2 separate regions of the Homo sapiens genome follow, and region 2 is linked to region 1. The links are chromatin loops, found by intact Hi-C in ENCODE. Cell type or tissue: breast epithelium. All regions are shown on one strand. Each heading gives the region's core, and the rest is flanking DNA. Links, peaks and the distances in the headings are about the cores only.

Region 1 (4,390 bases), core at 180-4,179:
ATTCTGCTCACGAGCTTCCAGTTTCTAAGTGTTCATTCCATGATGGAGAAAATGACATGGAAAATAGGAGTCACGGGGTTTCCAAGGCTCAGGGAGGGGCTTGCTCCCGGGTGCTCCCATCCTCATGGTCCTTTCCTTGATGTTGTGGCTTATTCAGGTGTTCCTCACTCAGGACAGCCCAGAGCGGCAGATCTGGGCCAGGAAAGGCCCTGGGGTGTCCCACTGGGGAGCCAGCTAGACCTGGGTCAGAGGGAAGCCTCTGTGAATCAGGCACTGTCACGTCAGCCTCTTGAGGACGGCAAATGCCTCATGAAACTGTTGCCTAATGGAAGGCAGTGCGCGTCCTGGGCAGGGGTGGCTCTGCTGCCGGAGGGTAACCTGGAGGGTTGAACTGGGGTGGACGGGAAAGGGGCAAGTAAAGTGTCCCGTGCATCTGCTTTATCCCCTAACCAGCCTGCCAGGAAAAGTGGACAGACAGGTGGGGCTGGGGGCCAGAGAATCGCTGAAGGGCTCACAGGTGGGACTGGCTCAATGGCCGTCCCCAGGCCAGTGGGGTCTGGGTGGGTGCTCACAGCTGCTGGAGAACAGGCCCTGGAATCACACAAGAGCCCAGGAAGCAGTGCGGGGCTGTATATTTATGCACTCCTCATATATTCTCCCGGGACAGCGAGATGTTCTACCGGGAACAAACAGGAGATGCAGAGCCCTGTGCCCTTTGTGCCTTTGGGAAGGTCATGGTGCCCTTGTCCCTGAGCGTGTCCTTTTCTAAGAAGCGTGCTCTGGGCCGGCTCGCTGACTCCTCCTGCTGGGGCCCTGTTCCTCTCTGTTTTGGCTTCGTGTGTACTAAATGGGGCATTTGTGCCAGGCCAGTTCTCAGAAAGCTGGCACTCCAAGGCTTCTCAGGGATCGTCTTGTCCAACCCTCTCATTTTCAATGAGGGACTTCCTGCTCAGAGAAGGCACAGGACTCCCTAAAGCAACCAGGGGCCAGCGAGCTGGGCCAGGGATGCTTGTTATTTCTGCTGCTTCTCACCACCAGTCCCGGAGTCCAGGCTGTCCTGAAGACTGAGGAGCTGGAGGAAGCACTCTATAGCGTGTGAATATTAAACAAAATGTGGGAACACTCATCCTGTGTTGCAACAAGAGTGATATGCTGGAGCAGAATGGGAAGGGGGCACGCTGCCTGCTCTCTGCCCACACACTGGGTTCTCTCCACAACCATTGCCCCCAGCAGTTCAGGCAGGCCCAGGAAGGGGCCTGTGCAAGTCGCTGATGTCCTCTTCTGGGGAGGGAGCTAGAAAGAGCCCTGGTGCCAGAGATCTGGAAGGCAGCAGGGCCCGGGCAGCACCGACAGTCACCCCTCCCTGTCTTCGCCCACGTGTTTCTCTGAAATTGGGGCAGAATGGGAATTAGCTACCTTTGATTTTTTATTGTGTTAAAATACACATAACATAAAATCTACCATCTTAACTTTTTTTTTTTTTTTTTTGAGATGGAGTCTCATTATGTTGCCCAGGCTGGAGTGCTGTGGTGCAATCTCACCTCATTGCAACCTCCGCCTCTTGGGTTCAAGTGATTCTCGTGCCTCAGCTTCCGCAGTAGCCAGGATTACAGGCTTGTGCCACCACACCCAGCTAATTTTTGTATTTTTAGTAGAGACGGGGTTTCACCATGTTGACCAGGCTGGTCCCAAACTCCTGACCTCAAGTGATCCACCCCCAGCCCCAGCCTCCCAGAGTGTTGGGATTACAGGCGTGAGCCACCGCACCCAGCCCTTAAACATTTTTAAGTGTGCAGTTCAGTGTGGCATTAAGTATACTCACAATGGTGCACAGCCGTCACCACCATCCATATTCAGAACATTTCATCTTGCAAAACTGAAACTCTGTCCCCAGGAAACACTAGCTCCCCATTCCCCCTTCCTGCAGCCCGTCACCACCATTCTACCTCCTGTCTCCACGAGTCTGACTACTGCAGTGCAACGGACTGAATGTTCATGCCGCACCCCCTTTTCCACAAAGTCACATGTTGACATCCTGACCCCCAAAGTGATAGTCTTAGGAGGTGGGGCCTTTGGGAGACAATACAAACAGGTGGTGGGGCAGAGTCCTCCTGAATGGGATTGATGGACTTATAAAAGAGACCCGGAGGGATCCTCGGCCCCTCCCACCATGTGAGGGTGCCCTGAAAAGACGGCAAGAACCAGGAAGAGGACCTGCGCCAGGCACCGCATCTGCCGGTGCCTTGATCTCATACTTCTCAGCATCCGGAACAATGAGAACTGAATTTCCGTCATTTATAAGCTACAGTCTATGGTATTTTTCTGTGGCAACGCGGAACAGAACGGCAGGTAGGTGGGTGGTCAGCGGAGTGCCGCGGCAGTTGTGCTCTGGTGATTGGCTGGTTTCACTGAGCGTTCGGCCCTGCAGGTTCATCCAGGCCGTGGCACGTGTTTCCATGACTCCGCCCCCTCGGCCCGCGGTTGCGGCCACCCGGGAGCACGCGGCTTGCCGGGAGCGGGCGCTTGGCACGGGCGCCCTCTAGCGTTGCTGGAATTGGGGCCGTCGCGGCCCAGGCTGGGCTTCCGGAGCTCGGGCCCCGCACTCTGTGGCTCGGGGGCTGGTCCGCACCAGACCCCTCGCCGCGCTCCCGCTTTCCCTGCATTCACACAGGAGGGAGACGCGGACTCGGGGCGTGTGCAGGGAGAGGGCGACTGAGCGTGGGGATTTTCACACGCTTCTGCGAGACTTGGAACGTTGGCTGGCTTGAAGCAGCTTTTCTGGTTTTTTTTTTTTTTCTTTTTTCCTAAGTTAACATTAAGTATTTTAGAGAAAATGGGTTTATGCAGCTGACAGAATGCCCGACCTTGATGATGTTTGTCTGCTGGACTTTCCTGTGTGCTCCACGGACCACCAGGACATCACTTCGGGGCAGCCCGAGAGTGGCTGACGCAGAGTGGCCTGTGTGCGAAAGAGTGGCTCACGTTCATTCCCGGTGAGCGCCCAGGACCAGCCATCCAGAACATTCCTTTTCTTGTTCAAACTAGACACCCCTGGAGATGCCCAGGAACAATGGAGTGAAACTTCGTCGGGGAAGTGGGCCTGGGGAGGGAGTGGGGAGACTCCGGACTGTAGTGGCTATTTCCCCACCCACATCCCGCGCTGGCCAGCCGGGGGGTGCAAAGCAGTGCCGACGCTAAGAATGGTGCAGATGCCAGCACCTCTTCCTTCAAGAGGAGTGGAAACCAAGCAAGGCGGTGCACCTCTGCCAGCTGAGCCCTACTCCACTCATGACATTTAAATATATATACACACACACACGCGCGTATATTATTTGTATGGTAAAATATATACCATAAACATCACCCTTTTAACCATTCTTAAGTGTGCAGTGCACTGGCATTAAGTACATTCACATGGCTGTGCAACCATCACCACCACCCGAATCAGGACTTTCTCCTCGTCCCAAACAGAAACTCTGCCCATTAAACCCCAACTCGCCATCTTCCCTTCTCCAGCCCCTGGCAAGCTCTATTCTACTTTCTGTTTCTGTGGATTTGACCACTCCAGGAACCTGGAGTGGACTGATATAGTATCTGTCTTCTTGTATCTGTGCATAACATCCTCAAGGTTCACTCGTGCTGAGATGTGTGACAGGATTCCCTTCCTTTTTTATGAGATGGGGTCTTGCTATGTTGCCCCAGCTGGAGCACAGTGGCTGTTCACAGGCATAATCCCACTACTGATCAGCACGGGGCTTTTGACGGATTTCCTTCCTAAAGCAGAATAACATTCCATGGTGTGCACAGACCAGTGAGGAAGTTTCAACCGAGCGCAAGTCTGTTGGAGAGGTCGTCCAGGCAAATCTGGTCTCCCTTCCTGCTGCTTTCTGGTCTTTGCTTGGCTTTATGTGGAGGGGTTTCTTCTCTTTTCAGGTCTGTAGTCTGGTGAGAAGACTGAGGCTAAGCCCTGTGGCTGGTCAGCAGACGGGGACCATGCTGAGACAAGCCAGGCAGCTCTGGCTTGGGGGTTCAGGGGACTCCAAGGAGGGAGGAAGCACTGTGGGCTGAGAGGGAACCCACAGGCTGGGTGGGCTTCTTGGAGGAGGAGGCGGGGCTTGAGCTGGGAGGAAGAGGGTCAGATGAGTTGAGTAAGGGAGGGGGACACAGGGAGGCACAGTGGAAAGCTGTCCTCACAGGTGTAAGCATTTGTTTCCAGAGGTTTCCACAACGGACAGTTTAAAGGTGACCTCTGCTATCTCCCTGGTCAGTTTTCCTTTTGCACGAAAACAGCAGAAAGCCAATTTTGAGCTCCTGCATCAAAAAAAGCTATGAGCTCTGGAGGTGGAAAGATTTGGATTTTTCTGCTATTATACTCTGCCACCTTAGACAT
Region 2 (4,390 bases), core at 231-4,230, 1.2 Mb before region 1:
CAATGCCCCTACACCTGTTTCAGATCTGTCACACAAGGCCATCGTATTTTTCCTTTTAAAGAGGCAGATTATTTGCTGATCACGTAACTGGAGACGTCCAGTGCAGGACTCTGCAAGAACCCTCTGTAATTCGGTGACACCCACTCCTCAGGGCAGAGCAAAGGGTGACACTGCTTGAGAAGTGCTGGTGCTAGATCAGGGCAGGGAAGGAACATATAAGCCAAGCAACATCCACAGCTGCTCCCAAAGAATGGACTTCACACTCAGAAGAAAAGACGTCTGGGTTGTAGGTAGCGTGTGCCTTCTCTCGTCTTCAGTTCTCTGGTGCTTGATCCGGTTCGTGATGACCCGGGGAGGCCACTGGCAGACTCCTGCTCTTGAGGACGTGCAGGTAGTAAAATCACCTTTATCTAAGACAGATTCATTTTGTTCGAATGTTTCCAACCTGGGAGTGACGCTTGCCAAAGTAAATGGAATGCATGCCCTGGCTGAATCTTTGCCCAGGGCCCTGGTCTTAGGGGCAGTTGAGGTAATAATAGTGGCATGTGGCACATTTCAAACACTTGCACCAACTTTTGGGGAACCTCACGGGCAGGGATTCCCTGTGCATATTAAAGTTAGTGATCTGTTTTTGTTTGTGAGAGCTAAAAATAATGTCCGTATCTCTTCCTTCTCCTACTTCTTATATGACTTATGAAAAGAAAATAAAACAGAAGCAAAAGTGCTTCTACTCTTACTAAGAAATCGATTGCAAACACAGCACCTGCAGTGATCAGCCCTTCTGAGCATAGCCTTCTCTGCTTTCTCCTTTGAGCTGTCGCCTGATAATGCATTTCATGTAACACCATAGCTATTCCAGGAATGGAATTCAGTCAGAAGCGTAGCAGAATTCTGGAAGAAGACAAATAATTCCTATTCTAAGAATTTTAGCACTTTTCAAGAGAGGGTATTCATTTTGGGGAAGACAGCTCTTTGCACATATTTGACTCTCTTATCAATTAGCATATGATAAATTATTTTTAAAACAATATACAACAGTTTAGAAAGCACTATGGAAAACAGTCTGAATCATTGTTCCTGTCTGAAGGTGGGTTTATGGCGGTGTTTCTCAGCCTTGTTTTCATTATCATCCACCCCCTCCTAGACTTTTTAGGGTTTTTTCCCCTTAGTTGACTCCTCCCATTAAATTTTAATACCACATGTATACTGCATAGCTGTTGATGCATTGTTTGTACCTCTGTGCTTTATACGTAAAAAGAGTAAGATTTTCTTCACATGCCCCCAGAAGAACCAATTTTCATTCCTTTGGGGTGCTATTGCCCCATTGACAATGCATGCAGTTAAAAAAATTTCTCTAGGGGAGTTAGACAATCTATCCCTACACCTGTGTATAAATGCCTTATTTATTTATTTTTATTATTATACTTTAAGTTTTAGGGTACATGTGCACAATGTGCAGGTTTGTTACATATGTATACATGTGCCATGCTGGTGTGCTGCACCCATTAACTCGTCATTTAGCATTAGGTATATCTCCTAATGCTATCCCTCCCCCCTCCCCCCACCCCACAACAGTCCCCAGAGTGTGATGTTCCCCTTCCTGTGTCCACGTGTTCTCATTGTTCAATTCCCATCTATGAGTGAGAACATGCGGTGTTCGGTTTTTTGTCCTTGCGATAGTTTACTGAGAATGATGATTTCCAATTTCATCCATGTCCCTACAAAGGACATGAACTCATCATTTTTTATGGCTGCATAGTATTCCATGGTGTATATGTGCCACATTTTCTTAATCCAGTCTATCATTGTTGGACATTTGGGTTGGTTCCAAGTCTTTGCTATTGTGAATAGTGCCACAGTAAACATACGTGTGCATGTGTCTTTATAGCAGCATGATTTATAATCCTTTGGGTATATACCCAGTAATGGGATGGCTGGGTCAAATGCCTTATTTATTCTTATTCAACAAGAAGCCACCAACTCGGCATCTTGTTGGTGTTCAGAAGTCGGAGAGCTCTAGGAGTCAGCCTTTCCGCATGGCCTGCGCCTTTCCCGGGGACCTTTCCACAGCAAATATTTCTGGAGCATCAAGTTCATATGAAGAGGAATTGCCCAATCTTGGAATGGCTTGTCAATCATCTGATCTGTCTTAGTTGAGGACAAAGTGAAAGAGATGGAAGAAAGGAAGAGTTTTTTTTTTAAGTAAGCAATCATAAAACATTATAATTCTCTTTAGGTCTGACCTAACATCATAGTTAAGTCTGTGTTTTTAGGCAGTCACTGTTGCCCAAGTGTTAATCATTTTTCGCTGTTTATCGTATCTCCTGTGGGAGATGCCAAGAGGACTACATTTCTCCTATGGGAAATACTAAGGGCTTTCATCTTCCATGTGGAAAAGAATGTGTTACTCACTCAAGCTATGAGATTGTAGCCCTCAGAGCATTTCCCAGTGAAAAGGCCAACAAGTTGTGTGAGTTAATTAGGAGTATTGTGGATGTATATTTCAGAATGTTTTTGCAACTTTTTAGCCATGAAGAAAATCTCTCCTAAATTAGAGTGTACAACATGTCCTCATAGCTTTTCTTATTGCTAATGAATATTTAGAAATGTGAGCAAACTATTGTCTTTGAAATATCTACAAGCACAGCAGTTTTAAGAACTGTCTTTTCTAGAGGTATCAGTGAATCCTATTTATGATATGAATGTGCTCTATATCCATTCAAGACAGAGAGCAGTAAAAAGGTTTTCCAATGTACTGTGTATAGGTACCTGCCCATGTAAATTCTGAGTGTCCTTGACCAAATGCACAGATGAGTCAACTTATGTGTATGTTGTTTCAGCTTCTTAGAGTAATTAAAATTATGATAGTTTTATGCCATTTCTGTTGTTTTAATATGAGAAAAAGACCTTTATTTGCTCTCCCTGAAAGTTAGAACAACGTCGTCAAAAATACAAATGTGGCAAATCAAGTCTGTGTACCTAAGTAAGAGAATGGTTAGCATACTTGATAACAAAATTCCTAAATATAGATGCCCAAACTACGATCCTATCCACTTACCTAAAACATAATGGTTATAAAAGGCACATTTATCTATTAGTTTCCCAGATCTTTTTTTCACACACCACTATCATGATTTTTGCTATATTTACATGCTATCTTTATTCCTATTAATATTTTTCATATGAGTCATTTAAAACATTTTTAGCCAAAGCAAAAATAAAGTGAAATCATGGTTTTGATGTTTTATTTATAGATTTCTAATGCACAGTAACACACACATAAGTTTTAAAAACGGTTTGTTACTGTATGATCTAAAACCACCTAAAGTCTCTTGCAATGAAGTGGCCCAAAGTCAGTCTCTGGACATCCGACTCAGGAAGCTATTCCAGGTCTTTGCCCTGTGGTATTTGGCCCTTTCACTTATTTGTCATTTTCTGCCCACCACATGGTGACAACAACAAAGTCCACTTCCTTCAAGAGAGCAGACATGGAGAAGACTGATCGTAGGCAGCGTTTAGTATAGAAAATGAGGAACAGGTAAAGTTTATGTAGGATTTCTTATGTGCCCAGCACCATGTCTCTACGATGTCATTCCTGAGTTCCTACCAGAAAGCAGAGCCCAAGCATGCGTGAGGGTGGCTTGTTTTGTGAACTGACTCCAGGGAATAGGTGTGGGGGCTGGAGGAGTATGAAACAGGGAAGGAAAGAAGCCCCAACAAGGTTGAGTTGCCAAACTGGCTACTTCAGACAGGATGACCTCAGAGCCACCTGCCCATAGGACTGAAGCAGGCAATTGGCACTGATTCCCCGGGCGCCATCTCCACCATCGGGGGTCTTGTGGAGTGACTATCCCCCTGGCATTTTCAGTTGCATATGCATAAATGCCAGTTCCCAAGAAGGTCCCGCAGCAATGCCAGAGAACCCTGGGAAGAAGGCGTAATGCAGTGGCCTGAGGTGAAGCACTTTCAGACTAGACCTCTATGGAGCTGGTTGCCACAGTACTGGCTGGAGCAGAGGTGGGGGAGAGCATGCGCGGAGGACAAGGAGAGGTGCACCTATTCTGATGCCTTTAAAGTCTCACTGTCAGCCATGAGGTAGGTACTATTTCCTCCACTTTACAGTGGAGACCCAGGAAGGCTCACTGACCTGCCCAAAACCCACATGCAAAAGAGCTGGGCTTTGAACCCCATGGTGGGCACCTAGCTTGCACTCTATGCCACCATGAAGGATTGTCCTGCTATACCCAACTTCGTGCTTCACAGTTAAACATCCTGTTCAAGCTGAATCACTGGGGTCAGGAGATGCAGCTTCCAGTCCTGGCCCTGCCCTCCCAGTGGAGTTCTTTAAGTTCTTTACACAACAGTATATGCAGGTCAGTTTCTGCAGCCC

Evidence for each region. Peaks named below come from ENCODE experiments on the same cell type or tissue, not always from the same donor. Only the 100,000 strongest peaks of a DNase experiment are listed, where the experiment ranks them.
Region 2: a loop joins it to region 1, with 14 times the contacts of the local background. A loop is called at or near these places in 2 of 110 quality-filtered maps.

What each region holds. Positions count from the first base shown.
Region 1 is chr6:1,522,284-1,526,673 of GRCh38, reverse strand. All of the region lies in intron 2 of LOC102723944 (a long non-coding RNA gene), which reads left to right. Among named protein-coding and RNA genes, the nearest start is that of FOXCUT, 81 kb to the left of the region's middle. RefSeq lists a silencer at 2,442-2,501 and an enhancer at 2,406-2,575. In breast epithelium, for the core only: a CTCF peak has its summit at 2,531 (motif pointing left); DNase peaks (open chromatin) are centred at 821, 2,167 and 2,453; H3K4me3 peaks cover 1,096 bases; H3K27ac peaks cover 1,849 bases.
Region 2 is chr6:2,739,897-2,744,286 of GRCh38, reverse strand. All of the region lies in intron 2 of MYLK4 (myosin light chain kinase family member 4), which reads left to right. Among named protein-coding and RNA genes, the nearest start is that of MYLK4, 8.8 kb to the left of the region's middle. In breast epithelium, for the core only: no CTCF peak of the experiment used is centred there; no DNase peak of the experiment used is centred there.